2 separate regions of the Homo sapiens genome follow, and region 1 is linked to region 2. A link is an interaction called in ENCODE POLR2A ChIA-PET data of the cell type or tissue named here. Cell type or tissue: OCI-LY7. All regions are shown on one strand. Links, peaks and the distances in the headings refer to the core of each region. The heading gives the core; the rest is flanking DNA. Region 1 overlaps HSD17B12 (hydroxysteroid 17-beta dehydrogenase 12). Region 2 overlaps HSD17B12 (hydroxysteroid 17-beta dehydrogenase 12).

Region 1 (16,674 bases), core at 5,260-13,259, 68 kb before region 2:
ACTTATAAAAACTACCAAAATAAATGAAAATAGTTAGATTTACAGGTCTCATCAAATGTTTTTGGTTTTGTCTTGTTTTGTTTTTAAGGTGACAGTTTATAGAAGAAACAAAGGTGCAAATTCTGAGTCTGCTACCATATTTGTAATATGATCTTGAGAAATGTACTCGGTATCTCAGTACCAAAGATCTTGAAAGAAACAGCAATGCTTTATACATGAGAAAGAGACTATCAAGAATGTGAGGCCAGGCGCAGTGGCTCACACCTGTAATCCCAGCACTTTGGGAGGCTGAGGTGGGTCGATCACTTGAGGTCAGGAGTCCTAGGCCAGTGTGGTCAACATGGTGAAGCCCTATCTCTACTAAAAATACAAAAATTACCTGGGCATAGTAGTGTGTGTCTTTAATCCCAGTTACTGGGGAGGTTGAGGCAGGAGAATCACTTGAGCCCGGGAGGTGGAGGTTGCAGTGAGCTGAGATTGCCCCACTGCACTCCAGCCTAGGTGACAGAGCGATACTCTGTCTCAAAAAAAAAAAAAAAAAAAAAAGAATATGAGTCCACTCCTACATATATATCCAACAGAAATGAATGTATATAATGTATATATGTGCTCCAAAAGACATGTACAGTATTGTTCATAGTCACGTTATTGATAATAGCCAGAAACTGGAAGCAACCCAAAAGTCCATCAACAATTGGATATACAACTAAATTGTAATACATTCATAAAGCGATTAAAAGGAGTGAATTATAGCTACATGTAAAAATATGGATGAATGTCACAAACATTAATGCTGAGCTGAAGAAGCCAAAACTCAAAAGAAACTATACTGTATCATACAATTTCTATAAAGTCCAAGAAGTCAAAATTAAATGATAATGTTAGAAATTAAGATAGTGGCTCCCTCTGGGGAGAAAAACAAAAAGTAGTAGGGAGCGTGTGATTCTCTCCCTCTCTAATCACTCACTAACCTGTACATGCGTATTTTTGTGATTTTCCTATGTCCGAAGTTTACATTGTTTTAGTATTCATATCTATAGATATTTGTTATGTGACAAAAGCAAAATTAGTGGAGAATATTTATAAATATACCATAATAGAAGAAATAAATTTCACTGAAAATAAGGCAAATCCTATTACTAAAATGTTCTATGCGTCTTACAAATATTCTGAAATGGCTTGCAAACAATATAGAATTTCTCTTTAGATGTCCTGCAAGGCTAAGAGGCCTTAAAGGATAATAAAGACTGCAAACTTGTTTTTCTTTTTCTTTTGAGACAGGGTCTCACTCTGTTACCCAGGCTGGAGCGCAGTGACGAGACAGTGGCTCATTGCAGCCTCAACCTCCCAGGCTTAAGCAATCCTCCACCTCAGCCTCCCCAGTGGCTGGGACCACAGGTGCACACCATCAAGCCTGGCTGATTTTTGTACTTTTTATATTTGTAGAGACACGGTCTCCCTATGTTGCCCAGGTTGGTCTTTTGAACTTCTGGGCTCAAGCCATCCTCCCACTTTGGCCTTCTCAAGCGCTGGAATTACAAGTGTGAACCACTGTGCCCGGCAGAGAGTTAAATGTCATCAGTGCCAAGTCCATTACTTAAGCAAGTGAAGAGGTCCTAATAAAAGCAAGTAGGTGCTGCACTATATGAGTGGGCTGGGCTAACTTGACAGGAGCATTCCCATCTAAAGGACACAGCTCCAGTGGATTGCTGCCCTGCAAGAATGCTGGGCCCAGGGTTAACAGATCCTGTAAATTTTCAGAAGAAAATATAAATTCAGATTTGAGTAAGTGAAATGTACTGATTTTTAAAACAAACAATCAGCTCAACAAAATTTGTCTATAGTGTAACTGTTTGAGACATATCAGATGGAGAGGAATGCTATGGGAACAAGTCCTAAGGAACCAGGAAGACACTGGGGATCAAGATACCAGGGAAAAGTTAGCTTTTAGAGAAGATGGCATTTCTTTCTCTGAGGATAGAGGGCTAGGCACGTAGAGACACACTTTGAGTAATATAAGTCCTTTGTTGGAAGGAAGCAATAAGGATTGGTAGAGAAAATGTGGAGAATTTTCTGAGCAATGATTTTCACTTTATTGCAATAGGCCCTTCTATCGAAAGAATACAAAATGGAATTTACAAAACTGATCAAAGCAAAATAGCCAAACTGAAGCAGGAGGAAAGCTAGAGACTCACACATGAGGGTGGCCCCCACATTGCTGGTCTAACATCCAGGCACATAAACCACTAGTAAAAGGCACACAAAGACTGAATAAAGGCTTTCTAGAAATGGGTAGTGACAGCAGCATCCTCCATTCTATTTCTTCACTTCAGAAATAGAAGTCAAAAACACTGATTTTAAGTGATTCATAATTGAAAAACAATGTCATACATTCAAGAGGCCTTGAGATTTTAGATTAATACCATAAAGGAAAACTGGAAGGGGGTGAACAGTTAGAAATATCAACATCACAATCTAGAAGTGGAATGAGAACTAGACCTGCAATTAGGTGATGGGCAATTGAAGCTCAGCTTTACTGTGCACTGGGTGACGTTGCCAGGTCTCAGTGTCCTCATAATTGCTCTAAGAATCAACTATGGATGCTTATTTCATTATATTTTCAGGAAACATTTAAAATATTACTGTAAGACTATTTGTTTTTAATCAAAGCTTGTTTTAGAATATAAAAACTGTTTAGCTTTCTTTAGTTACTAATTGTACTGATTTAAAGCCACGCTTAAATACACAGTAGGGGCCAGCATATTTAAGGCAGTGAGGCAGTGGCTCACGCCTATAATCTCAGCACTTTGGGAGGCTGAGGCAGGCGGATCACTTGAGGTCAGGAGTTCAAGGCCAGCCTGGCCAATATGGTGAAACCCTGTGTCTCCTAAAAATACAAAAATCAGCCAGGAGTGGTGGCAGGCCCCTGTAATCCTAGCTTCTTGGGAGGCTGAGGCACCAGAATCACTTGAACCTGGTGAGAGGTGAAGCCAGCTGAGCTTCTGAGTCTGGTGGGGACTTCGTGAACTTTTCTGTCTAGCTAGAGGATTGTAAATGTATCAGTCAGCAGTCTGTGTCTAGCTAGAGGATTGTAAATGCACCAATCAGCATTCTGTAAAAATGGACCAATCAGCACTCTTTAAAATGGACCAATCAGCACTCTGTAAAATGGACCAATCAGCAGGACATGGGCGGGGCCAAATAAGAGAATAAAAACTGGCCACCAGAGCCAGCCACGGCAACCCGCTCTGGTCTCCTTCTGTGCTGTGGAATGTTTGTTCTTTGACTCTTCACAGTAAATCTTGCTGCTGCTCACTCTTTGGGTCCACACCACCTTTAAGAGCTGTAACACTCGCAGTGAGGTCTGTGGCTTCAATCTTGAAGTCAGCAAGACCATGAACCCACCAGAAGGAATAAATTCTGGACCCATCTGGAGGAACAAACTCTGGACACACCATCTTTAAGCGCTATATAACACTCAAGGGGAACCTCTTTGGCTTCTTCATTCTTGAAGTCAGTGAGACCAAGAACCCACCAGAAGGAACCAACTCTGGACACACCAGGAGGCAGAGGCTGCAGTGAACCAAGATTGTGCTACTGTGCTCTAGCCTGGGGTACAGAGTGAGACTCTGTCTCTAAATAAATGAATACAAGGGCATGGCTATGTCTTAAAAAGGAAAAATTATTGTATATATCAATTAAATAATATAATAACTCCAACAGGCAATTGCATTCAAACATAGTCATGCTGCAAATTTAATTTAGTTTGTGTTTTATCTGTTGATGTGATGTAATTCTGACATTACGTTTTGGGGATGCACCTTCCAAAAGTTATTCAGTTACCCACCTACAATACTTAAAGTACACTTAAAAGCATGGAGTCACGGAGAACACAGCACAAGAAGTCAAAGATTAGAACTCAGTTAGTTGTGCCATTCACTGGATGTGAGTTGGTCTCTCCCCAGACTTCGTTTTCATATTTATAAAATGAGAGTATTGATCCATCAGCAGTTCCTAAACAGAGATGCCTTTTAAATCATGTGAGGAGTATGTTTTCCAAACATGCCTGAATATGATTAAGTGTTCCATAAAAGTTAAATGTATTTACATCTGTGACTTAATACTTTCATCAGGTATTGCAGAATGATTGCGTCTTAGATTTTGTACATCTCTACAGCATTAAACAGAATGAAAGCACATTAAAAGTTGATTCCATATCATTTTTTCTATTCTTAGTGGCCTGGTGTTGTTAAATATTAATTCTATTGGCTTTTAATAGCAAAGAAATGAAATAATTCAAATATGTGAAAATTCCTATTGGTGTTAATGAATTCCTTTTCTCTTTGATTCTAGTATTAGACATAACGCTAGGTCATTTAAATTACCTAATTGGTTTGTAGTTATTTTAAAAATTAGCATGTAACAAAAATATGCATTTAATAAATAATGGCAAAATAAGATGATCAAAACAACTGGTAATTGACAAGAAAATATTTAACTTCACTTGATGGAAAAATCAAGTTAAAGTGAACCTTTTCAATAAAAGTTTCAAAGTACTTTCTTTTCATGATAAGAAAGGAAGCAATCCCCACATAAAACTACTAAATTTTATAAATGTTTCCAAGAATATGCCATTCTACAAATTCTTTTATAGCTGAAGGTTGTACCTCAAATTCCAATTATCCACTTAGAACAACAACCAAATTTTAAAAGTGGGAGGCGAAACATTCTCTACTTAAATGGTACTCATTTAATAACACCTTGGTCCCACATTTCCCAACCAAAAAAAGTGTTTTTTTTTTTTACACAAAAGTCACTGAACCATCAATAATCCAATTGGAAAGACCCTTTACTGTTTTAAAGAAACCATACAAACATAGGCAAATATGTTGAGAGGTACAGCTAGTGTCTGGCCACGGTGGAGTACACTCCCACATCCCTAATGCCAGCTGTAGAACAGCAACATTCAAGCAGCTGCCTTAATTGGAGATGCAGACCAACACATGCTAATTTAGCTGGGCCAACTAATTGGTGGGTATGCTACATTTTTAACAAAATATCCACCCATATTACAGATGTTTTTCTCTATCAGAGTAAACGACTGGTAACAAACAGTAATGAAGTTGAAATAAGCTACACTTAGAGAAAACGTTTAGTTAGACAGTTTTACAACATGGTCTCATATTGGCTTAAAAAACCATGTGTGCCAAAATTGGACCATAAGCTAAATTTCAAAATATCTTTCTGTGCAAGAGTAAGAACATGAGGAAGTTTCACAGTAGTTCTTCAGTCACCAAAACAATACTTACTAAGTGCCCACACCCATTAAACCATGCTAGGCCTGGTACAACGAAATACAAAAGAATTGTGTCCTTGTCTCTCTTTAAAAGTGTGATGTAGACCAAACATTTATGGACACATGCAATGATGGTAATATTTACCAGGAAATCTATGATGGTTAACAAAGGAGGGGAGAGGGACTTCTGCTTCTGGCCATGACGGTGTAACAGAGACTAGATTTATTCCTTGGCCTTAAACTAAAAAACTGGACATCACTTGACCAGCCTGAACAAAAATGGACAAAATATATGAAGCAATGGTTTCCAGACATTGGACAATAAAGAATGCATGACAGAAGTCCCTAAGAGAAAGAAAACAAATGAGGTGAGCCCTATGACCCTAGCTTATAGTCTGGAGAGATTTTCTAGACCATTATGAGGAGAAGAGGAATTCAGATAGAGCCCAGCAGTCAAGTCTGTCTACTAATTAGTAGTCTACTAATTGAGGAACTCGTAGACAAAACACTAAACACATTAAAATAATTATGATAGATATATTCTATATGTTCAAGAAACTAGAGAGTGAGCACGTTAAGAAAAGGCGAGGCCGGGCACGGTGGCTCACGCCTGTAATCCCAGCATTTTGGGAGGCCGAGGCAGGCAGATCACAAGGTCAGGAGATCGAGACCATCTTGGCTAACATGGTGAAACCCCGTCTCTACTAAAAATACAAAAAATTAGCCGGGCGCAGTGGCGGGCGCCTGTAGTGGCGGGAGGCTGAGGCAGGAGAATGGCGTGAACCCGGGAGGCAGAGCTTGCAGTGAGCCGAGATAGTGCCACTGCAGTCCGTCCTGGGCAAAAGAGTGAGACTCCGTCTCAAAAAAAGAAAAGGTGTAGAAGATATAAAATTGGCAGAAATTTTAATACAGAGAGAAAAAGGACAATGTCTGGATTTAAAATACACTAACAGAATTAACAGCAGATTAGACACTGCAGAAAAAAACGTTGGTGAATGTGAAGGCATATAAATAAACACTGTCCAAAAATGAAACACAGAGAGAAAAGAAACTCAAATAAAAACTAAAGACAGCATCAGTGGGTTAAGACAACTTAATATATACGTAACTAAAGTCCCAGAAAAAGAGTGTGAGATGAAGAAACTATCCGAAAACTATGAACACTTAAATTTAAGCTTAACAAACTCCAAGTAGGGAAACTACAAGAAGAGGCAAAATAATAATTAAAAAAAAAAAAACTTAAGTGATAAAGAGAAAAATCTTAGAAGTAACCAGAAAAGAGAAAAACCTCACATTATGCATGGTGATAAAATGGTAAGAATAACAGCTGACTTCTTATCAGAAACAATGCAAGCCAGAAGACAGTGAAGCAAAGTAGTTTAAGTACCAGAAAACAAAAAGAAACCATCTATCTATAATTTTATACCCAGAGAAAATACCTTTCAAATGTAAAGGGTTTTTTTTTCAGATATACAAAAAGAATGAATCATCAGCAGACCAGACTACAAGAAATGTTAAAGGAAGACCTTCAGACAGGGGAAAAGGGAAATAAAAGATTCCTGATTGAAATCATTTACATAAAAGAATGAAGAGCATCAGAAATGTTAATATGTATGTAAATATAAGACTTTTAAAAGAAAGAAAAAAAGATATACAGTCAGCAAACCGAGGATAGAAATAAAATTAGAATTATAAAAAGCATGCAATTCAAAAGCAGGCAGAAAAAATGAAAAAGGGAACAAAGAACAGACAGAATAAATAGCAAACAAAAAGCAATTGGTAGGTTTTAGCTCAATCAATAATGACACTGAATGTAGATGGTCTGGGGACCCCGATTAAAAGGCAGAAACCATCAATTTAGATAAAAAAGCGAGATCAACTCTATGCTGTCCATAAGAAACCCATTTAAAATATAAAGCACTTATAGATTAAAGGAAAAAGAAATGCCATGCTAACACTAATCAAAAGAAAGCTAGACAAAGTAAATTTCCATCAAAGTAGATTTCAGAGCAAAGATTATTACCAAGAATAAAGAGGGTCATTCCATAATGATAAAGAGTGAATTCATCAAGAGGACATACAACTCTAAATGTTAATACACCTAATAACAGATAAATAGAAAAATTGTGAAGGACAAATCCATAATTATAGTCGGTGATTTCATTGCCCCTCTCAAAATAATTGATGGAGAAAGTGGAAAGGAAACCAATAAGGATACAGAAGACGTGAACAATACTGCCCATCAATTCTCTCTTTCAAATTTGGAAAAGCCCCTGTTCTGGATAGCTTATAGAGACTTAGTAAGTGCTTATTTAAATCTAAGAAGAAAAAAACTCAAAATTATTAGACAAGGACAAAACTTCTGAGGCTTTAAATGTGCTGGCAATCTCAGACAAATCATTCCCCACAGAAATGGCCAGCTCAAACAGTGATAGTTTTTAAAATTCAGATATTTGGCTAACAACTAGTCATTATTTTAAAATGTACTAACATAAACTTTTGAAACATTTCTAATATTGGTAAATAAATTCAGAGTTATATAAGAATCCAAGTTTCACATTACACTCCTAATTAAGGTAAATCCCTAACCAAATTAAAACTGGTTTGATAACTTTAATTTTAAAAATAGCTATATATCTTCTGATATTATCACAGTATGAAATATAATGCCAAGGCTTGACACTTGTGAACTTCAGACATTCCCCAAATCATTTAAACTAAGTAACTCTTCACGCCATCTGTGGAAAACTTTCAAATATCACCTCTTGGACAAACGTGGTATCAACAATGATCATGTTGCTCTGCAATGTCAACTTAAATATAATATCTATAATTCTTAACTGACCTTGAAATACTATACAAATATCACAGCAAGTGAAATAAAGAGAATCTTTGGTTGCCCTGGACAATTTCTAAAGATTAAAATTCATACAGAAAACTCCAGTTAGGATGGAGAACTCAATGTGGTATGTGCAACAACTTGAAGAATAATCACAGAATGTAAAGTTAACGTATTTTAAGCTAGTTGAAAGTATTAACTTGTCATCTCTCTCTCTCTCTATATATATATCTTATATGTAGATAAGATATATATATATATAAGATAACCTTATATATATATATATAAGGGTATAAAATATATTGAAATCAACAAAGAAAGCTTATGAATTAAACTGTCTGGAACCAGTTGTTGAGAAGAAAATTGATCTTTGAGAATATAGTCTTCTCTTAATGATAAAGCTATCAAAATTACTATGCGCCTCAGTATCCAGCCTGGCTAGTAAAGGTTCCTTATCTCCTTAGAATACTCTCACTTCCTAAGAGCCTGTTAACTTTTTGAGCTTTTGTGTTGACTTTTGTCATGTTGTTGAATGATTTTCGAACAAAAGTTTCTTGTTTCTGTATATGCTAGATTTGCTAATAACCATTATTTCTTGTAGCTATGCTTTAATTGCTGTCATACCAAATTAAGACTATAATCATTTCTTGTCTTGGGTACCTAAGACTTATGCTTATATGTCAGTATAACGATTAGTCTCTTCACAAATTTGGGCCTCAGATGAAGAAAAATAAAATTGTTAAGATATACTTTACACCCAAACTATCTTCAGTGCTTCTTGATTAACCGCTATGCAGCACTACTGAGCAAGGAGGACATTAGGTGTAACTAGATACATAGCATATTCCACATCTTTAATTAGTTCAGCTCTCTTATGAGACCTGCTTTGTTTATCAAGCCCATGATATGGGAAGAACTATTAAATCAATAAGAGAAGCTCAACACCCTGGTCAATTATGTGTAGGCAAGGTGTAATTAATAATAAATATGGCTCAACATGTACTACTTTTCAGGATGAATAGAAACATATTCATGATTCTATGCAAAGACTGGCACAACTATGAACAAATTGATTGCTAAGATTACGTTATCAACAAGTACAAAATACTCTTAATAGTTGGCAATTTAAAAACACACATTATGAAAGTCTCTGGAGGTATCAATTCCTTTAATGTCCATGATAAGGCTCATACCCTCAGGATAATCACTGACTAAATCATATTAATTAGTTCCATATTATATCCCACTAGGGGATTCCATTCTGACAGTGGTAATTATTATAATAAATTAACCATCAGTCTTATTAACAGGTGGTTGCTACATTTCCTTCAAGCTTGTCTAAGGGCCCCGGCCATAAACTGAATGTCAGAAAATAGAGTCTTTAGGAAGATCATCAAAAGACTAATTAGCCTCAGCAAGGGCTGTATCTGGACTCTTGGCTATTACTGATGCTGCAGAGAATCAACTCATTCTCAGTGTAAGTCAGGCTTCCTGCTCAGTGTAACCCAACATTGCCACAAAAGCAGACAATCTGACAAATTGTACCAGGAAATTGAGTTAGTATTTATAGGACTCTATATTCCAAAATTAAACATTTTGTAAAAGCATGCTGCTGACCAATGGAACAAAAATTAATTTTGCAAGACTAAATAGAACCAGAAAAAACTTAATATTTTGAGAAAACGTCTTTTTTTTCTTCTTAATTTTTCACTAACCCTCATGGTAGTTAGCCATACTTGGGCAAATTGCAATGAACGCTCTTGGAATTCTATGTTTTTCCTACTGATCCCACAGAATTCAGGAAAAATATTCCCTGGGAAACTTTAATATAGCTTATAAACTGGCAGATTGTATTTTCCAAATCCAGATCGTATTTTCCAACAATATCTTCTATCCCATATGTTCTTTGCCAAAGTTACCATGCCACTCCCTTATCAAATGGTAGAGTCTATTCCTCTCCCCTTAAATCTGGGCAGATTCATGACTGCTTTGACCAACAGAGTATGGTAGTAATAATGCTACGTGAATTCTGAGACCAGGCAACAAAGACATAAGCCTCTGCCTGGTTCTCTTGGAATGTTCACTCTGGGGGAATATAGTTACCATGTGAGAAGTCCAGTTACCCTGATATGGCTATGCTAGAGAGGCTACATGTAGGTGTTCTAGTCAACAGTCCCAGCTAAGTCCAGCCTCTGGCCATCTCCTGCCAAGTCACTAGACCTGTTAAGAGAAGCCATCTTAGATCTTCCAGACCAGACCATCCGTCAGCAAAATATCACTGAGTGACCTCAGTAATGCCATGAGGAGCAAAAGGATTGTCTAAGTCCTGACAAAATTCCTGACCAGAAAAACTTGTGAGCATCTAAAATGGTTGTTCCTTTACCACAATAAGTTTGGGGTGGTTTGTTACGCTGCAACAGTAGCTGAAATATAAACTGGTAAATCATTAGATAAATTTAAAGATGTTAATTATATAGAAAATACAACACATATTGATTGGCCTTGTCTGTAAAACTAATCAAAGCAATGGCCAAATATTCTACAACATGCCTTTATTGAGTTCTTTTATTTTACATGACAATGTAATTATTTGCATTGTCTCAGTAAGAATCTATCCTTCTCCCTATCAGGATATAATTAGATAAAACAATTTTGTAACCATGACCATAACAGAAATGTTTCATTTAATGGTAAATTTCATTTAATTAAGCATGACAAGCCCACTAGTAAGGAACAAGGATTCTCTTATGTGGAAACAATGCTTCAAAGACCTTTCAGGAAACTATCCTGGGACTAGCTCACTGCCTTGTGGAGTCTGTCTTACAGGCAGTACAGAACGTCACTTTCTGGAAGGCCAGGAACATTGACAAAATTGTAGAATATCTCTACAGTTACAGGTACTATGGGCAAAACCAGTAGAGGCAAAATGGATGGGTTTTATTCCTGGCCCTGTAACATATAAACTCTACGAGCAACAAAGATATTTCTAGCATTAAAGAAGCAGTTTTAAAAATATGACTCATGGGGCTATATGAGATTAACTCTCTAATCCTAACATCATGTGGTTTTAGTTTTATTAGACATAAAACGAAAAGGTCTACAGGTGTTTACTAATGCCTCCTGTTGTACTTATGAAAACAAAACAAGCTAAATATAACAAGGCATCGTATTAATGGTATTATTACTGCATCAGAAAATTGTGGAACAAACTTATTTGGTCAAATTCATATCTTAACTATAGAAATTTAATTCCAAGTAAGGCCTGAAAAAGTGAAATGGACATTTCTTACCTTATCCTACTCTTCTGTTCACTATAGACCAGTAAGATTTACATTTCTAAAAAAGCATTGCATTTCAAGAGATAAAGCCATGGAGTTACAGGACCATCCAAAAGCTTTACACCCTGAGATAAGTTACAAAAAAGAGAAATCTCATGGTTTGATTTTTTTAAATCCAAGAAAGAAATATGCAGTTTTAAAAATCAAAGTTTATTAAACTGCATCCAATCAGAAATACTGACCGTGGGCTGGGCGCAGTGGCTTACATGTATAAGCCCAGCACTTTGGGGGGCCAAGGTGGGAGGATCGCTTGAGCTCAGGAGCTGGAGACCAGCCTGGGTAACATGGCGAAACCCTGTTTCTGCGAAAAATACAAGAAAAAACAAACAAAAAAATTAGGCTGGGAGCAGTGACTCAGGCCTGTAATCCCAGCACTTTGGCAGGCCGAGGTGGGTGGATCACATGAAGCCAGGAGTTCAAGACCAGCCTAGCCAATATGGTGAAACCCCCATCTCTACTAAAAATACAAAAATTAGCCAGGCATGGTGGCACGTGCCTCTTATTCCCAGTTACCCAGGAGGCTGAGGCACAAGAATTGCTTGAACCTGGGAGACGTAGGTTGCAGTGAGCCAAGATCGTGCCATTGAACTCCAGGCTGAATGACAGAGTGAGACCTTGTCTCAATTTAAAAAAAAAAAAAATCAGCCAAGTGTGGTGGTACAAGCCTGTAGTCCCAGCTACCTGGGAGGCTGAAGTGGGAGAACTGCTCGGGCCTGGGAGGTTGAGGTCACAGTGAGCCATATTTGGGCCACTGCATTCCAGCCTGCGTGACAAAGTAAGACTCTGTCTCAAAAAAGAAAAAAAGAAAAGAAATGAAACGAAAAGAGAAGGAAGAAAGGACTGTAAAATAATATGAATTATAAATATCACCATCTCTACAATCTGTGAACCAACAGGTTGTTCTGAAAGCTAGTCTCCTTTTTATTATGCTTTATTGCAAATAAAAACTCAGCTCAGTGTTAAAAAAATTTCTAGTTTTTTTCTTTGATGAATCAAAATTGGCAAAAATATTTAATATATGAATAATCCTGGCTAAGAATGATAATAAAATAAGCTTATTACATGTGTGATGGCTTTCAGCTTGTCTTAATTAAAAGGGTGACAGGTATCCTTACAAAGAACTGTAATTTCATCAAAGCAGTCAATCCTGACAAAGCACTTATCCATTGTTGGTGAAACATTTAGTGTCCTACTAACTACATATAATCCATTCAAAATTTTTCTTAAAAATTTTGACACTGATGAGTAGGCTACCCTCCACATTCATAAGGAATTACTTCTTGATATAAAGTGCCCAAGTTTATATGATGACAGATTTCGAAGGTGAGAGCAGCCAAAAAAAAAGTCCTTGATTTTTTTCACTTGTCAAGTAATTTCCTCATCAATCCCCCATTTCCTCTTTTTGTCTTTCAGTCACACAGGGAAGTAAGAACGATGAGTTCAACCCATTGGAGTGAGTTTAAATGTTGGACTAGAAGAGACAAGTTATCCTGGTTAAACTAAATTGTGTGACTTCTGTTTCCTGACTGGGCGCTGCCTGATCCACGAATTAGTTTCAGGAGTAGGATCACAAGACAAACTTCAAAGGACTTTTGCACTGGTTTGATTGTGTCCTTGGGCTTAGACATAGTGTTAAGCCCCTTCCCAATAGGAAATGGGATACTAGCAATCCATTATGCAATAAGTGGTATGACAGTTCATCAAATTAACCCTGGCTGTTAATTGTAATGAAGTACCCACTGGAGAAGTGCCTTGAGGGACCAAATGGTGGCTACATTTGAGTTTGGCAGAAATGATGAGTACAAAGACTGTGCTAAGCTGTGGCTTCTTCTGAATATACTGGAGCACTTATAGAATAAAAACGGCAAGTTCAGATCACTAAACTGTCAGCTCACATTTACCATGAGAGAACCAGAGAACTTCCGTGGTAGCCCCAGTAAAAAGTTTTATGTTTTATAGCCATGGAGTTCACCTTGCTAACATCAGATTTAAATGTGCCAGTTGCAGAATTACAACTTAAGTTGAATTCCACAGACACCTAGTCTCATTTGAAAGCACTGAATGAGAAAAAGTGTGACCCTGAGATTTGGGATGGGGATATTTGGTCAGACTCAACTGAAACTGAGAATCTTGGACTCCCAAGCTACTCTGAACCTCCCTTTCCAGTGGAAATAGTACTAGTCTGTTCTCCTGCCTGTGTCTCCCAAGATTGGCGTTCTCTGGCTTGAAGATCCTCTAATAACCCCACCACAACAGTAAGGGCAGTTTCCTAGCAAAAGAATTCCTCTTCTCCTCAAGACTTAACTCAAATATCCCTCACTGACACCCACAACAGAAAACAATATAATACCAGATTGGGCCAAATATTTTTATGATTCACTTACCAGAGATTTAGGATTTAATGTTTAGTTCATATAGTTGGTTGACTTGGTTGGCTGACTGAAACTTGGAACTTGGACTCCATAATAGGCTACAGTTTAATGAGACTGGGGGGCCATAAATTCCCTTGCATAACAAGGCTTAAGAAAATAGAAACGTTAGTGCATGTATCCTATGCAACTTGCACACACACAATCCCTCCACCATTATACCCCCAAATGGGCCCAGAGGATAGGTCTTTCAGTAAGGCTCCAGTTTTGTTACTGGAGTGCTGTTATATGGGCAACAGGCCGTTATTCTAGCCCTTTTATCACCTTGCGAATCGCAAAACTCACCATGCTGCAACAAAGTAAGAACTTCTCTATTGTTATCTCTCTAGCCCTTTGTTTCCTTTGTGGCATTCAATATAGGCTGCAATTATTTATTTGTCTGTTTTTTTTGTGTGTGCTTTTTTTGGTTTGGTTTATTTGTTTGTTTTTTACCTATTTGTTTTTTTTTTTTTTTTTTTTTTTTTTTTGAGACGGAGTCTCGCTCTGTCGCCCAGGCCGGACTGCGGACTGCAGTGGCGCAATCTCGGCTCACTGCAAGCTCCGCTTCCCGGGTTCACGCCATTCTCCTGCCTCAGCCTCCCGAGTAGCTGGGACTACAGGCGCCCGCCACCGCGCCCGGCTAATTTTTTGTATTTTTAGTAGAGACGGGGTTTCACCTTGTTAGCCAGGATGGTCTCGATCTCCTGACCTCATGATCCACCCGCCTCGGCCTCCCAAAGTGCTGGGATTACAGGCGTGAGCCACCGCGCCCGGCCTACCTATTTGTTTTTACTGTCTCCTGCACTTAAGTTCTTTGAGAACAGGGACTGCATGCCACCTTGTTCACCATGGTATCTTCACTGCCTAGCACAGTACCTGGTACACAGGCATTCAATAAAGATGTGTTAAAGGTATAATCAAAGGAATGCAGAGTTAGTCTGTCTTTGACAATATTAAATACTGGTCCTTCTTTCTCCTGGAATAAATATGTTCATGCAAACATTATCCTCCCAAAGAGGTGATTTACATCTCAGTTAAAAATCTGTCTTAACTTATAAATCTCCTCTATGTATTTTTTCAGCTTAGAACAGAAGACATAGTCTGCTGATATCACCTCTCCTATTAAATTCATATTATGCCCAGAAAAACATTTTTCAAAAATTTTAACAAGGATAAAAACCCATGCCTTTTAATAAAGGTCAATTCAGTGTCTTTACCATCTGTTCCTTCATGAAAATGTTTGAACAGAATCCTCTCTTTCTCCAGAATCACATTTCTGCCAACAGTCACGTGCCACCTCATATCATGAGTTAACCAAATTCTCAAATATCATTAAAGCATATCTTCTGAGTCACTGAGCAATCTTTGTACAGGCTGCAGTACTTGCTGAAAGTGTCATGAGGTAGCTTTTCTTGTTTCTGTATCGAGTAGACGGTAGATTCATTCATATCATAGCATTTCAAAATGCAACATTCCATTTAGTCAAAAGCATCTACTTTCTGCCTATGTACCTTTATTTCTAGCAACTAGTAGATGCATTCATTGAGAGGCAATTTCTAGACACACCCACAAACACAACATTTTTTAAATCACTTTAAGAGTTATTATATACAAGACTACAAGAAGCTAAGAATGAAACAGTGCTAAGATCCAGGCAGTATGTTAAATTCACCTACTATCTCAGTAACTACCTCAGGCTCATTAGTGTCATGGCTTAATTCAGATTCAGACCTCAGCAAAACTGTAAAATACTGTATATCTTGGCCCTTTGGGGTTGCATTTACATAGCTGAAATCTTGAATGTTAAAAGCTTCAAATGCCAAAGATATATTGTATATCTATATACCACATGCTCAGCTTTGTAAAGATCTGTACTCTCAGCAAGGTTAAAATAATTAAAAAAAAAAAAAGATATAACATATTTAATATTGGGAATCTCCAATAAGGCGCTGTGAATGGTTTGGCTGTGTCCCCATCCAAATCTCATCTTTAATTGCATCTCCCATAATTCCCATGTGTTATGAGAGGGATCTGGTAAGAGACAATTGAACCATGGGGGCGGTTCCCCCCATACTGTTCTCATGGTAGTGAATAAGTCTCATGAGATCTGATGGTTTTATAGGGGAAACCTCTTTCACTTGGTTCTCATTTTCTCTCTTGCCTGCCACCATGTAAGACGTGCCTTTCACCTTCCGCCATGATTGTGAGGCCTCCTCAGCCATGTGTATCTATTAAACTTCTTTTTCTTTACAAATTACCCAGTCTCAGGTATGTCTTTATCAGCAGCATGAAAAACAGACGAATACACTCTGTTTTTTATCTAAAGATGAAGTGAAGCTATCTGTCCAATAGGACCAGCTATGGTCTGGAAAGAAATAGTAACAAAATATACCTCATAAGTATGTTGGAAGAATCAAAGGAGACAATACATGTGAGAGAATGAATAAATAATAAGGCACTATATAAATGTTAGCAGTAGGTGGTAATGTTGGTAACAAAATATAGAAGAAATCCTCTCTCATCAATTCTCATTGAAAGAATTTGGACGATCTGTTAGCTGAGAAGTTAGTTAAAACAAGGACTCATAGAGATAAATACACATGGTAATCATTTTATTTTCACTTAAACCATGTATAAATGTAATTCATTCACCAATCCTCTGTGTAGGGCCAAGACCTTGTCTTTGAGATTGGATCTGCGGACTTGAATTCCAGTCTTTCTTGCATGCATCACACCCATATTCTATCATTTATGATTACAATTTCAGTTCTAGTAAAGTACAGCACAAACTTC
Region 2 (16,674 bases), core at 5,795-13,794:
AATGCAAATATTGTGATGGGAATTACAGCTAAGCTAGTGGTGCCTTGCCCATATCTCCTCTGACCATACCACTGGGGAGCACGTTCCAAATGCATCTCTTTGCCCAAGGACTTTGTGCCAACATCAAAAATGAGGAAAAACTTCAAATAAACTATCTAACAATGCATCTTAAAGAACTAGAAAAGCAAGAGCAAACCAAACCCAAAATTAGCAGAAGAAAATAAAAAATAAGGATCAGAGCAGAAATAAATGAAATGGAAATGGAAAAAAAATACAAAAGATCAATGAAACAAAAAGTTGTTCTTTTTTTAAAGTTAAAACTAATAAACCTTTAGCCAGACTAATTAAGAAAAAAAAGAAAGATACAAATAAAAAATGATAAAGGAAACATTACAAATGATACTGCAGAAATTCTAAGAATCATAAGTGGCTACTATGAGTAACTATATGCCAATAAATTGGAAGATCTAGAAGAAATGGACAAATTCCTAGACACATACAACCTACCAAGATAGAACCAGAAAAAAATCCAAAACCTAAACAGACCAATAACAAGAAATGACACAGAAGCTGTAATAAAAAGTCTCCCACTAAAGAAAAGCCCAGGATTGGATGGGTTCACTACTGAATTCTACTATTAGAATATTTAAAGAAGTTTGGCCGGGCGCGGTGGCTCACACCTGTAATCCCAGCACTTTGGGAGGCCGAGGCGGGCGGATCACGAGGTCGGGAGATCGAGACCATCCCGGCTAAAACGGTGAAACCCCGTCTCTACTAAAAATACAAAAAATTAGCCGGGCGTAGTGGCGGGCGCCTGTAGTCCCAGCTACTTGGGAGGCTGAGGCAGGAGAATGGCGTGAACCCGGGAGGCGGAGCTTGCAGTGAGCCAAGATCCCGCCACTGCACTCCAGCCTGGGTGACAGAGCGAGACTCCGTCTCAAAAAAAAAGAAGTTTAATTCTCATTCTACTATTAGAAATATTTAAAAATGACCTAGTACCAATCCTTCTCAAACTATTCTGAAAACTAGAGGAGGAGGGAATACTTCCAAACACTTTCTATGAGGCCAGTATTACTTTGATACCAAAACTAGACAGAGGTACATCAAACAAAAAAAACAACAACAACAAAAAAAGGAAAACTACAGGCCAATATCTCTGATGAATACTGATGCAAAAATTCTCTACAAAACACTAGCAGACAGAATTCAATGATACATTAGAACAGAGGTGTCCAGTCTTTTGGCTTCCCTGGGCCAAACTGGAAAGAGAATTACCTTGGGCCACACATAAAATACACTAACATTAACAATAGCTGATGAGCTTAAAAAAAAGAAAAAAAATTGCAAAAAAAATCTCATGTTTTAGAAAGTTCAGAAATTTGTGTTGGGCCACAATTCAAAGCCATCCTGGGCCACATGTGGCCCATTGGCCGCAGATTGGACAAGCTTGCATTAGAAAGATCATCCACCGTGACCAAGTGGGATTTATCCCTAGGATGCAAGGATGGTTCAACATACACAAATCAATGAATGCGATACATCATATCAACAGAATAAAGGATAAAAACCACATATTCATTTAATGAATTAAATGAATTAATGCTGAAAAAGCATTTGATAAAATTAAATATCCCTTCATGACAAAAACCTTCAAAAAACTGGGTATAGCAGGAACATACCTCAACAGCCCCTCAGCCAGCATCATACAGAACGGGGAAAAACTGAAAACCTTTCCTCTAAGATCTGGAACATGACAAAGATGCTGACTTTCACCACTGTTATTCAACATAGTACTGGAAGTCCTAGCTACAGCAGTTGGATTAGAGAAAGATATAATGGGCATCCAAATTGGAAAGGAAGAAGTCAAATTATCCTTGTTTGGAGATGATGTAATCTTATATTTGGAAAAAGCAAAGGACTCCATGAGAAAACTATTAATATTAGAACTGATAGACAAATTCAGTAAAGTTGCAGACACAAAATCAAAATACGAAAATAAGTAGCATTTCTATATGCCAACAGTGAACAATGTGAAAAAGAAATTAAAAAGTAATCCCCTTTATAATAGCTACCCATGAAATTAAATGCCTAGGAATTAACCAAAGAAGTAAAAGATCTCTATAATAAAAACTATAAAACACTGATGAAAGAAATTAAAGAGGACACCAAAAAATTGGAAGATATTCCATGTTCATGGATTGGAAGAATTGATATTGTTAAAATGTCCATACTACCCAAAGCAATCTACAAATTCAATGTAATCCCTATCAAAATACCAATAATGTTCTACACAGAAATAGAAAAAACAATCCTAAAATTTATACAGAACCACAAAAGACCCAGAAAAGTCAAAGCTATCCTAAGCAAAAAGGACAAAACTGGAAGAATCACATTACCTGACATCAAATTATACTACAGAGGTATAATAACTAAAACAGCATGGTATGGGCATAAAAGCAGACACACTGACCAATGCAACACAATAGAGAATCCAGAAACAAATCTGCACACCTACAGTGAACTCATTTTCAACAAAGGTGCCAAGAATATACTGAAGACAGTCTCTTGAATAAATGGTGCTAGGAAAACTGGATAGTTATATGTAGAAAAATGAAACTAGACCCCCTATCTCTTGCCATATACAAAAATCAAATCAAAATGTATTAAAGACTTAAGTCTAAGACCTCAAACTATGAAACTACCACAAGAAAACATTAGAGAAAATCTCAAGGACATTAGTCTGGGCAAAAAGTTCTTGAGCAATACCCTACAAGCACAGGCAACTAAAGCAAAAATGGACAAATGGGATCACATCAACTTAAAAAGCTTCTGCACAGCAAAGGATACAATCAAAGTGAAGAGACAACCCACAGAATGGAAGAAAATATCTGCAAACTACCCATCTGATAAGGGATTAATAACCAGAATATATAAGGAGCCTAAACAACTCTACAGGAAAAAATCTAATAATCTGATCAAAAAATGGGCAGAATATGTGTATAGACATTTCTCAAAAGAAGACATACAAATGTCAAACAGGCATATGAAAAGGTGCTCAACATCACTGATCATCAGAGAAATGCAAATCAAAACTACAATGAGATATTATCTCATCCCAGTTAAAATGGCATATATCCCAAAAGACAGGCAATAACAAATGCTGGCAAAGATGTGGAGAAAAAGGAACCCCTGTACACCGTTGGTGGGAATGTAAATTAGTACAACCACTATGGAGAACAGTTTGGAGCTTTCTCAGAAAACTAAAAATTGAGCTACCATTTGATCCAGCAATCCCACTGCTGGGTATATACTCAAAATAAAGGAAATCAATATATCTAAGAGATATCTGCACTCTTATGTTTGCTGCAGCACTGTTTACAATAGCTAAGATTTGGAAGCAACCTAAGTGTCCGTCGACAGATGAATGGATAAAGAAAATGTGGTACATATACACAATGGAGTTCTATTCAGCCATAAAAAAGAATGAGTTCCAGTCATTTACAACAACATGGATGGAACTGGAGATCATGTATCAAGTGAAATAAGTCAGGCATAGAAGACAAACATTGTGTGTTCTCTTACTTATGGGCTCTAAAACTCAAAACAATTGAACTCATGGACAGACAGTAGAAGGATGGTTACTAGAAGCTAGGAAGGGTAGTGGGGGGCTGGGAGGGAGGTGCGGATGGTTAATGGGTTAAAAAAAAAATAGAATGATTAAGACCTACCATTTGATAGCAGCACAATGTGGCGACTGTAGTCAATAATAACTTAATTGTACATTTTTGTTTGTAATTCAAAAGATAAAAGGTTGAGGGGATGAACACCTCATTCTTCATGATGTGATTATTTCTCATTGCATGCCTGTATCAAAATATCTCATGTACCCCAAAAATATATATACCTACTGTGTACCCACAAAAATTACAAATTAAAAAAATATATATAAATAAATAAATTAGGACTTTTTCTGGTGGCTGAAGCCAGCAATGCCAAGTACACGGTAGACTAGAAGTCCTAGGGAACTCAGGCTCCTCCCCATCAACAGCCTTCATCCAGTGACTAAGGCCACTGGTGTATAAATACCCAAACTTCCCAGCCCCTCAGATAAGATAACCCTGAAACTTGAGTTCTGCTCTAGCTCCAGAGTTATTGTGTGGGCTAAAGCTCCAGTGGGCCACAGTGCTTGATAATGTCCTGTAGATATAAGCCATAACTGGGTAAGATGATATCTCACTGTGGTTTTGACTTGCATTTCTCTGATGATCAGTGATGTTGAGCACCTTTTTCATATGCCTGTTTGTCATTTGTATGTCCTGAGAAATGTCTATTCAAATCTTCTGCCCATTTTTTGATCGGATTATTAGATTTCTGGCCAAATTGGCTGAATTCCCTTCTCTATCTCCTCCCTACTGGTGTTTCTTGGGATCACCTTTCAAATAAACTGAACTTGAATGTGTCTCAACATCTGATTTTGGGAGAACCCAAACTAAAATAGGAACACAAGAGAAGAGAAAAATAAATGTCTCCATTTGCAGTAACATTAACAAACAATTTGAAAAAAACAAAAAGTAATTCACAATTTTCAAATATACATATTTTGGAGCTAAAATTACTAGAAGATTTGGATATATACTCCTTAGTATTTTTTAAAAATTGATTCAAAGTATATTCTGGAAAATATTTCCTCATTTCAAAGATGATACTTTTGCTACAGATATCTAAAAGGTACTATTATCTCATTAACATCATAATTCATCAGAATCTAGCTTAAATAAAAATGAGAACATTCCTTTCTCACTTCCCCAGAGGAAAAAATGAAAAAAGAGAATAATAAAAAGCCTTAAGCTAAAGAAAAAGAACTCTAAATATCTTTTAGCATGAGATGGGAACAGTGGGGTATTGAGTGAGAAATGACAGGAACTTATAATAATCTCTTATAATAATGCTTATAATAAAATAATGAGACTTTAAACAGTTATGTCAAGCTATGAAAGTCTTCCAATTATACCATAGTTGAAATGATACTTCACTAGCAATAATTTAACTATATCTTTAATCCACTGTAGTAACTAACCATACATACCTTTTGTATATGTTAAAAATAAAGTTGAAGCTTAAGGCATCTCTTTAAAATACAATTAGTGGTTACATTAGTTTAACTTTTAATTTAGAAACAAGCTTACATTAACAAAAATTGCTTTAAAAAATCTGTTTTAGGTATGTTCTAAAATTGATATATATTAGATAATCACATCAAGAGACTCAGGTGTTGATCACAACAAAGTTGCAACAGACCCCAAAATAAATCTTGAAGCAATGTGAACCTCACACAAGCTGATCAACTCATACGGCAATTCTATTTCTAGGTTTCTAATTGAAAGGTGAAGAGGGGAAAAGGCCCAGTGCCTTGTATGTGCATAATGCTTTGTACTTTCTACCACGCTTCCAAAGACTCTTAATATCTTAGACAAAGTGGGGATTTTTGAACACATTTGATAGATGGAAAAAAACAGAATAGCTGATCAAAGATTCCACACTAATAAGTGCCAAAGGTGGGAAGATGAGATATGAACTCAGGTCCTGTGATAATCCTGTACCCGTTCTTTCCACTATACTTTCTGCCCAAAGAGAAAATAGCAAACGGATTGACCCAACTATAGCACAATGTGCTACATGGAATACACTCAACTTATTAAAAAATAACATTTTCCTTTTCCTAAACTATTACATTGCTGAGGCACCACACTTTTCTGTAGACTATAAAATATAGCATCTAATTTAGAACAACTTAAATGATGGCTAGACCAAAGGACTTAGGCTCAGCTTGGTGCGAATCTACAGTAAGACTGCCTGATATCCACATAGAACCTGTCAGAAATCAACCTCATTATTTTCTTCCCAAAGCCTGATCTCTCTTAGTGTTTTATGTCAGTGCCCAGAGCTCAGACCCCTCACAGTCCTTTTGGACTCTGCTGTCTCCCTCAGCCCCACAATCATAAGTTTATGACAAGGGCCCATAACTTTACCTCCTATCTCTTTCTTGTCTGACTCCCTCTCCCAGTCCCTGTCTCAGTTTCCTTAATCCAAGCCACCACCACCCAATGCCTGGTTTACCATCACCAGTCTCCTGCTGGTCTCCCAACCTCCTGAGTTGCTACCTCCACATCCATTCTCCAAAATGCCAGAGTAAACTGTCCTAAGTACAAACTTGATCATGACACTCTACTGCTTAAAATCTTTCAACGACTTCCCACTGTCCTTAGGATAAACAAACTCTTACTGTAGACTCAAGGGCCTGTGGGATCTGGCCCCCTGCCTACATTTCTCTAGTCTTATCTATTGCCTCTCTCCTCTCAGGATTCTCAGCCCCAGCTCTCTCAACCTTCTTTTAGAAAAACTTCCTGAAATGGTCTCAGTTTCCTCAAGGTCTTCACCCAAGGTGTTCTCACTGCTTGAAATAGTCCCCTGTCCTCCAACACCCCTCACCTGCCCATCTCTAATTTATCAATGCCGTTTAGCATAGTGGCTAAGAGAGGAAATTGAGGAGACAGACTTCAGTTCAAAGCCCAGGTGCTCCTCCACTTACTATGTGACTTTGGGTAAACTGCTTGACCTCTCTATATTTTAGCTCTCTTTTACTAAAACAGAGATATTAATAGGATCTACCTTATTACATTATGTGCAGATTAAATGAGTCAATTAAGATATTTAGAAAAGTACCTGGTACATGGTAAGCTTTTTAATAAACATTACATCTTATTACCATTATGAACATCATCATCTTCTACTTTTCTTCCACATCTTGGATTAAATGTTGCTTCTTCCAGAAAACCTTCCTTAAGCCCCTGAACCAGGTTAGTGCCCCCATAGCCGGCTCCTGTAACACTTTTTGGATCTGCTTATATAATGTCTGTGTCTTCTGCCAGACCAGCAGAGATAGAGACCATGGCTTTCTTTTTGTTTGTTTGTTTTATTTCAAGTTCTGGGATATGTGTGCAGAATGTGAAAGTTTCTTACATAAGTATACATGTGCCATGGTAGTTTGCTGTACCTATCAACACATCATCTAGGTTTTAAGCCACATATGCATTAGCTATTTGTCCTAATGCTTCCCCTCCCCCTTGCCTCCCACCCCCCGCAACAAGTCCTGGTGTGTGTTGTTCCCCTCTCTGTGTCCACGTGTTCTCATTGTTCAACTCTCACTTATGGGTGAGAACATGTGGTGTTTGGTCCTCTGTTCCTATGTTAGTTTGCTGAGGATGATGACTTCCAGTTTCATCCATGTCCCTGTAAAGGACATGATCTCATTCCTTTTTTGGTTGCATAGTATTCCATGGTGTGTATGTACCACATTTTCTTTATCCAGTCTGTCACTGATGGGCATTTGAGTTGGTTCCATGTCTTCGCTATTGTAAATAGTGCTGCATTCAACATATGTGTCCATGTGTCTTTATAGTAGAATGATTTATATTCCTTTGGGTATATACCTAGTAATGGGATTGCTCACATGGTATTTCTGGTTCTAGATCCTTGAGGAACTGCCACACTGTCTTCCACAATGGTTGAACTAATTTAGAGTCCCACTAACAGTGTAAAAGTGTTCCTATTTCTCCACAGCCTCACCAGCATCTATCGTTTCTTGACTTTTTAATAATCGCCATTCTGGCTGGCATGAGATGATATTCCACTGTGGTTTTGATTTGCATTTCTCTAAAGATCAGTGATGTTGCGCTTTTTTCATATGTTTCTTGGCCACATAAATGTCTTTTTGAGAAGTGTCTGTTCATATCCTTTGCCCACTTTTTGATGATTTTTTTTCTTATAAATTTGTTTAACTTGCTTGTAGATTCCGGATATCAGAACTTTGAGACCATGGCTTTCTTGCTCATCACTATATTCTCATACCCAGCACAGGGCCTAGCATATAATCACCACACAATGAATATTTATCTGCTCCATAAAAAAGAACAAGATCATGTCCTTTGCAGGAACATGGATGGAACTAGAGGCCATTATCTTTAACAAACTAATACAGGAACAGAAAACCAAATACCACATGTTCTCACTTATAAGTGGGAACTATAATAGATGATGAGAACATGGACACATAGAGGGAAACAACATACACATGGGCCTTTCGGAGGGTGGAAGGTGGGAGGAGGGAGAGGATCAGGAAAAATAATGGGTACTAGGCTTAATACCTCGGTGATGAAATAATATGTAAAACAAAATTCCATGACACAAATTTACCTATGTAACAAACGTTCACTTGCACCCCTGAACTTAAAATAAAAGTTAGAAATATATGTATTTATTTATTTATCTGCTGAAGGAATGACCCAATCTGACTGTTTAATTACTACAAAGGTCATCCAGATGGCCAACTAAAATCTAAATTTCTTCTGGTAGAACCTAAGCCCATTTTCCTCCTTCCTCATCATTTAAAAGGCTTAAAAAGAAGAAGAAGAAGAAGAAGACTAATTAGAACATCCTCTTCAGTCTATTGCCTCTTTAAGAATCATCATTAAAAGATATCATTTATATTAATTTCATAATAAAGATTTTTTTTTGAGACGAAGTTTTGCTCTTGTTGCCCAGGCGAGAGTGCAATGGTGCAATCTCAATTCATTGCAACCTCTGCCTCCCAGGTTCAAGTGATTCTCCTGCCTCAGCCTCCCAAGTAGCTGGGATTACAGGCGTGCACCACCACGCCCAGCTAATTTTGTATTTTTAGTAGAGACCGGTTTTCACCGTGTTGGTCAGGCTGGTCTCAAACTCCTGACCTCAAGTGATCCACCTGCCTCGGCCTCCGAAAATGCTGGGATTACATGTACGAGCCACCACGCCCGGCCAATAAAGATAATTTTTAAAAACCCATCTGGGCCGGACACGGTGGCTCACTATTATAAACCAAGCCCTGGTATTCAGAAGATATTTGGTTAAAAAGCCTGCATGGATAATCCACTGTTTTTTCTAGGGCTAGTCCAGTGTTTCCCAAAATGCATGATCTTTTGAGACAGAGTCTCACTCTGTCTCCCAGGCTCAAGCAATTCTCCTGCCTCGGCCTCCCAAATGGCTGGGATTACAGACATATGCCACCACTTGGGGCTAATTTTTGTATTTTCAGTAGAGATGGGGTTTCACCATCTCTACTAGACCAGGCCAGGCTGGTCTAGAGCTTCTTGACCTCAAGTGATCTGCCCACCTCAGCCACCCAAAGTGCTAGGGTTACAGGTGTCAGCCACCGTGCCTGGCCCCCAAAATGCATGACCTTAAGAATCATCTTATTTGTTAAAAATACATGGTCCCATGCTCTTTTCTTACAGATTTTTTTTCTGTAGGTCTGTAGTAAAGCCCTAGAATGTAACGTTAATGAGCACACTGGACTGATTCATATGATCCAGATGAATTTGAATACTGCCATGATATAAACAGACCTTTAACTTTTATGTTTCTTTTTTGAGACAGGGTCATGCTCTGTTACCCAGGCTGAAGTGCAGTGGTGCAATCATGGCTCACTGCACCCTCAATCTCCGGGGCTCAAACAATCCTCCCACCTCAGCCATCTGAGTAACTGGGACTACAGGCATGTACCACCATGCCTGGCTCATTTTTTTTCTTTTTTCTTTTTTTTTGCCCTGGCTGATCTGGAACTCCTGGGCTCAAGCAATCCTCCCACCTCAGCTTCCCAAAGTACTGGGATTACAGGCATGAGCCACCACACCTGGCCAACCTTTCACTTTGAAGCAACATTTGAGAAATTCTCCAACTTGTAAGCTCATGTGCAAGTATTCCAAATGGCCTTAAAATCACCCTTATTTAGCAGCTTTGGCAGTAAATTAGAAAGAACATGGAGCCTAGAGTCAGAAAACCTAGATTCAATTTCTTCTGCTACTTACTATCTGTGTAACCCTTATACCAGTCACTGCATCTCCATCTGGTCTTGGTATATTACATGGAAATAACAAAACCAACCCTAACCTGCCTCATAGGGTTGTTATGGAAATAATTCAAGAATACTTGAAAAGGGCTCTGTAAATTAAAATGTCACCATTACAGTAACATTTTATTAAATCAGCCTGCTCTAATTCAGAATGTGTGAATGTTGTTGTCTAGCCCAATGTGGCTTTTGTTTTCACGTTATCTGTAAGGAGATCATCGCCTCCTTACACATGACAGACAGTGATAGGCATTGGAACACACAGATAAGCAGTAGCTTCCTGTTCCACGGCAAAATTATAAGATTGGATGTGCAAGATCAGGGGAACCTGTCTACTGTATGAGTACTGCTTCTACAGGACTAGAGTCTCAGCTATCAGTAAAGCAAAGCTGACAATATTCCTACTGGAAGTTAGCTTGGTTATGAGCAGTTAATGCCAGTCATTACAGTAAAATCAATCTGAAGAAGTTTTCTCCAGACTAGGAATATTAAAGGATTTTTTTACACTGGTATTTAAATTTCTAAAAAATACTATATTCTTTTTTGGCCACCTTGAGGAACATATACTAAATGCAGTATTTCCTTGGGAATTAAGTGTCATCAACATAATCAGTAGTTTGGGATATAAGCACAGCTGAGACTCTGGGTAGGAGATATTGGATCAACTAACTTAGCTTGCACCACTATATACAATGAACAAGTGCCTCCTGGTCTTAACATCTATGTAGGGTGTACCAAGAGCATGGCATAATGGCATCCTTAAGGGCTAAAAAGGTACATATCATTTCTTTAAGAGTTTAGGCTCTTGTATAGAGAGGACTGTTTCTTGCCTCATACCAGTTTCAGGAATGTGTGATGATGTCCAGTTCTGCCAGCATCCTCATCACTATCACTAAATCACCTCTGCTTTTCCTCCTCACCACTTTCCTCTAATTCAACCCAGACAAATCTCTTCCACTTTGCTGTCAGAGCCTGCTGCTCATCGCTCCTATCGTTGCTTTTAATCAATCTACCACAGATGCATCCACCACTTCTGCCCTTTGCCACTGAACTGTCTGGCCTGGCCATTCTCTAACTGGATGCATAATCTTGGGCAAGTCATTACCTTTTCCAGCATGTATTTCCCTAATAATTGAAGTGAAGAGGTTGCTAACATCCCTTCCAGTTCTGCTATTCTATCATGATTCTCTTCTGCCTCCTGATTTTTTTCATTTTCTCAAGTTTTTTCACAAAATGGCTGACTAAACTTGTGTAAAAATTGTCAACCAACTGTAGTATTCATTTATTTCCATGAAGCAAATAAACTATATACTCAATGCTCTATGGTTAACTTTATAGCAGTTTCTGGTTCTATATGCTTACTATTCAATGTATTTACTATCAAAGAGATTTTCCAGGGAATTTGGTCCAGAGTCTTCAACAATTCAAAAAGAATGGTAGTTCCAGAAGGTATGGACTTATTTTATCACAATTTCAAAATTAAAAACTACATTTTGGTCAACACACTCTAGAATTTAATTTTTCACGAATTAGTCTTACCAATAAGCCTTACCAATTAGCAAGGTGTTACTAAAACTTTAATTGGAGAAATCTTTCTTACTAAAGGAAAATCTACTCACAACAATTTTGTAAAGATTTGGGAAAGAATAATAAATATACTACCAAATTTATATTTAATGTTTATTAAATATGGCAGAGTGTTCAGTTCCCTGTAACTCCCTGTAATTTCCTGATACCACAGATGAAGAAAGGTTAGCCTGTTACCAATACTATTCAAGGACATCTTTTTGATCTCAGTGCACTATACATTTTCAAAACTAGTATGACAGCCCTGCTATCATAACTCTGTAACCAGCTTTGTCTAACCAGCCTTGGTTTATTTTCAATCTAGCATTTTTAGATGTATAGCACTTGAGGTTTCAGAAGAAGGAGAAAAAACAGTTCACAAATTATTTTGCAAAGTAGAACAAAAAATAGAAAACTAAAGCAAAACATCTGACCCCCCAATTGAAATACACCAGAACCTCAAGGAAAAAAGTATTCACTCATGAAATATTATAGTGCAAATACACTTTTGAGCAAATGAAGTGATACATGCACACATATACATACACACGACTAATAAGGTAAACTGTGAAAAAGCCCACCAGAATGAATACAAGAAATACTATTAGAGTTCCAAAAGTGCACAGTCACTATCATCTAGAAAGCTCTCAATGCAAAAAGTCACAATTGACACTCTGGAACATGAGTAGAATTTCACAAACAGGAAGAGTGAGGAAGAGTGTGGAATATGAGAAAGAGCACCTCAGGCAGAGTGAGGCCAACATGCAACAACCACCAAAACCTACTAAATGCCTCTGCACAAGCAAGGCCCTGGAGGCTGCAAGAAGCAGGAAAGCACAGGCATGTCTGGGACACAGGACGTCATCCAGGATGCATCCAAGGAAGGGTGCAAAGGAGGTGACATCAGAAACAGACACAAGGCCAAGATCAAAAGGGCCAAGGAGCCTGATGTTTGCATAGACATTATGAAACTTCTGACCTGTATGTGTAAGGTATAAGGAAGGGGTAACTTGATTGGAGGCTTCACTGGTAGATTAAACTTGCGCCAGAGTGAGTGTAAGATTTGGTAGGGAGGCAATATATTAGGAGAACATAGAGGAAGGTATGGATGCGAGAGAGACTGTAGTGGTAGATTCAGCAAGATTTGGCAATTTCCTGTCTAGATGTGCAAAGGAAAGCATGATTCTAAGACTTAGAGATGAGGGAGCAAACTGGCTACTTGATGCATCTAGCCACTGACATAATTTATTTGGTCCACAGAGTAAACCTGAGAAATTTGCATCAACTCTAAACAATTAAGAAACTTTCTATATGAAAATCTAGATTTGGGCTGCTGGTGAAAATCTGAGAGGACTGTGCCAGTGTTGCTGAAGGCTGCTACTAGAGACCATGCCTGGTTACCTGGACAGTGTCTTGACATGCATTACACCTGGTCCACTTCACTCATTTTACTTGACCTGCCTGAGGCATCAGAATTTGCCATCTCTGATTTGGAGCTTCATGACTAGCAAGACGATGACATAATTAGCAAAAATAAGGAAGTCCAGAACACGCTGGGGAGAGTAGAAAAGCTAAATTTTAGACATACTAAAATTGACGACTTTGATAATCATCTAGAAGGGAATATGCAGTGTCTTTAGAAATTTGAGGGAAAGTCGGGAAAAGATGCATGTGGATAAAATCAGAATCATCCCATCAGATAATATCTGCTATCATTTCTATAGTATTTAACATTGAAATGTCAGGTAGTGTTCTCAGTAGTCTAAGTATTCCACACACATTAAATCAGTTAGCCCCATTTAATCAGTATTTCCAATCTATAATTATCCCAATTTTACAGATGAGGAAACTGAGGCACACAGAAGTTAAGGTGATAACACTGTAACTAGCTGAGCTGGGATTCAAAAGTAGGTAATCTAGTTCCAGAGTCTGTATTAGGAGAACTTCGTCCTGAGGTTACTCTATATTTTTAGATTAAATAATTTCATTCTTAGAGGTTGGGAAACCGCTAATATTTGTTAGATTTGTAGCTGATAAGAGAATGTAAAAAGAGAAGATAATTCACAAAAATCATTATCCCTTAATATTAAAAAGACTGGAAGCCAGACACAGCTGGGACACATGCCTATAGTCCCAGCAACTCAGGAGGCTAAGGCAGGAGGATTGCTTGAGCCCAGGAGTTTGAGGCCAGCCTGGGCAATATAGTGAGACCCTGTCTCAGAAAAAAAAAAAAAAAAATATATATATATATATATATATATATATATATATATATATATATGTATGAATACCTTACTTAACAGATATTTCCATTAATTCAACAAAGGTACATTGGCACTTACTGTGTACAGACATTGTTCTAGGTGCTTGAGATTAAAAGACAAAGATCCTTGCCTTACAGTGCTCACATTCTAACAGAAACATCATAAATGAGCAAAGTATACAGTAGGGGAGATGGTGACAAGTGCTATGACAAAAAGGAAAAGTGGGGCAGGGTAATGGATAGGAGTGGGAGTGAGGGAGAAACGACTGTGAGTTTATAGGTAGGAGGGGCGGTTCCATTGAAAAGGTGATATTTCTGCAAAGACTTGAAGGAGAGTAAGAAGGGTCAGTCACATGGATATCTGGGGGAAGAGCATTCCGTGAAGAGGAAAAAGCAAAGGCCCCAAAGCAACAATGCCAAGGTTGTTCAAGGAACAGCAAGAGGTGTATGTGGGTGGAACGGAGTAAGAGTAGTGGAGATGAGGTCAGAGGTCAATGGAAGCAGGAAGCAGGTGGTTTAAAGCCTTGTTCAGGCCGGGTGCGGTGGCTCACACCTGTAATCCCAGCACTTTGGGAGGCTGAGGCAGGTGGATCACCTGAGGTCAGGAGTTCAAAACCAGCCTGGTCAGTATGGTGAAACCCCGTCTCTAATAAAAATACAAAAAAATTATCAGGGTGTGGTGGCACTCGCCTGTAGTCCCAGCTACTTGGGGGGCTGAGGCAGGAGAATCACTTGAACCTGAGAGGCAGAGGCTGCAGTGAGCTGAGATCACACCACAGCCCTCCAGCCTGGGTGACAGAGCAGGACCCAGCTTCAAAAAATAAAAATAAACATAAATATAAAATAGAATAAAATAAAATAAAGCCTTATTCAAAGCCACGAGACAAATACTGAGTTTTAATCTGAGTGGGTGAGAAACCACTAGAGAGATCTAGGCAGAGCATCACATAATCTGACCAAAGCTTGTCAAGGATCACTGTGGCTGCTGTGTGAGAATCAACTGCAGGAGAGCCAAGGTGGAAGCAGAGAGATAAGAAACTTGTTATTAGAGAGACAAGAGTCTGTGGTGGCTTAGAACTCACTAGATTCTGGATATTTTGAAGTTCAGAGTCAACGGGATTTCCTAAAAGGCTGCATGTGGTGAAGACTTAAAGATAACTCTAAGGTTTTTACAAATGTAATTGAAAAATTATAAATAACCAAATTTTTTGAAGTCCTTCCTATCTTAGATTTACTCACTAAGGGGATCTATATATAAAGGAACTGCTTAGTAAATCTTTTACCCAAGCAAGGAATTCTTCTGCAGTAGCACTAGTCATCTCCTAATTGGTCTGTTCATAATTTTAGATTTTCAAGTGTATACCTGCTGAGTGAACTACAATTATTTCTTAGTTTCAACAATCCCTTTTCATCCAATAAGAGTAATCTATACAAACAAATGATGCTCTTAAATATATGTTACTTAATATTCATAAAAATACAGTAAGGACTATACTAGAACCTCATTTACATCTCATTTAATTGTCATAATAATCCCGAAAAGTATCATCCCCCTAAAAAATGAAAGAAGTTATGCTCAGAGGTTAACTATTTTTGCCTAAGGTCAACCAGCTTAGTAACAGCACAGCTTGCCCACTGACTCCAAAGCCAATCTGTTTGTTAGCTATACTGTTTCCCAATGTAATACTCTTGAGAGGCACCAATTGTTCAAGTTCTTAAACTGTCTAGCCCTTCCTCTCTTCCACAATGACTAGGTTATTTAAATGGAAATAACTTCACTAAATGGTGGCAAAGATAACTTTCCAGAAACTGGATAGTTTTCCTGGAATTGCCAGTTAGAGATAGGGCAAACGCATTGTTTTGTAGACAAAAATCGACAAATAAAACAAAGCGTTCTTTCTGATACAGATTTGTGGCAAGCTTCTCAACTACCACACCATGGTATTATGGAGTTACCATGACAACGCAATAACCTAGTTTCAGTGTTTCAATAACCCCATCACTCAGTCCCTGTAAGAGAAGAACTTCCCATACCACAGTGATCAGACTTTTCCCCCAGACAGAAATGGTCTCTGAGAGATGATAACTAAGAAGTGCACAAAAGTAGCATCCCTTACAAAAAGCATAAATTCCCATTTTATTGTATTCATTAAATTTTTTTTTTTTTTGAGACAGAGTGTTGCTCAGTTGCCCACTCTGGAGCGCAGTGGTGCAATCTCGGCTCACTGCAACCTCCGCCTCCTGGGTTCAAGCTATTCTGGTGCCTCAGCCTCCCGAGTAGCGGGGACTACAGGTGCATACCACCACACTTGGCTAATTTTTGTATTTTTAGTAGAGATGTGGTTTTGCCATGTTGGCCAGGCTGGTCTGAAACTCCTGGCCTCAAGTGATCCGCCCACTTCAGCCTCCCAAAGTGTTGGAATTACAGGCATGAGCCACTGCGCCCAGCCAATTGACATTTTAAAAAAGGCAATTTTAACTGAGTTTATCTGAATACCTAGACTGATCTATCTCTGTGTAACAATGTTTTCCCAAAGAGGGCCGGCAATAACTCTAGGGAAGTCATAGAAACAAGAAATTCGGCTTACAGTTGCAAACACAACAGTGTTACCCTTCTGCTTAAAATCACCTCAACTGCTTTCCACTGCTCCAGGATAAAGGCTGAAGGCCCTGCTCATTGCCCTTCTTGCCTCTCCAGTTCCATGGCACTCATATCTGAGCTTTCCTGGCTCGTCACTCAGCCCTCGTTTCATGAGGGCCCTGCCCTTTCCTGCCCTAGGAATTTAGCAACTGCTTTTCCTTCTGCCAAGAACATTCTTCCCTCTGCCCTTCCTGTCACTCCAGCTTGCTCACTTACACTCAACCGCCAGATCTCAGCTGAGGCACTGCTTCCCCAGCACAG

Evidence for each region. ChIA-PET counts read pairs that join two places held together with the same protein. Peaks named below come from ENCODE experiments on the same cell type or tissue, not always from the same donor. Only the 100,000 strongest peaks of a DNase experiment are listed, where the experiment ranks them.
Region 1: POLR2A ChIA-PET joins it to region 2 with 5 read pairs; 3 of 35 experiments call an interaction of 5 or more read pairs at or near these places.

Annotation. Positions count from the first base shown.
Region 1 is chr11:43,755,335-43,772,008 of GRCh38, reverse strand. All of the region lies in intron 3 of HSD17B12 (hydroxysteroid 17-beta dehydrogenase 12), which reads right to left. Among named protein-coding and RNA genes, the nearest start is that of HSD17B12, 83 kb to the right of the region's middle. RefSeq lists a silencer at 12,783-12,983. In OCI-LY7, for the core only: no CTCF peak of the experiment used is centred there; no DNase peak of the experiment used is centred there.
Region 2 is chr11:43,687,478-43,704,151 of GRCh38, reverse strand. The region is part of intron 1 of HSD17B12 (hydroxysteroid 17-beta dehydrogenase 12); the gene reads right to left. Among named protein-coding and RNA genes, the nearest start is that of HSD17B12, 15 kb to the right of the region's middle. RefSeq lists an enhancer at 9,326-9,375. In OCI-LY7, for the core only: no CTCF peak of the experiment used is centred there; DNase peaks (open chromatin) are centred at 9,501 and 12,651; H3K4me3 peaks cover 3,967 bases; H3K27ac peaks cover 5,247 bases.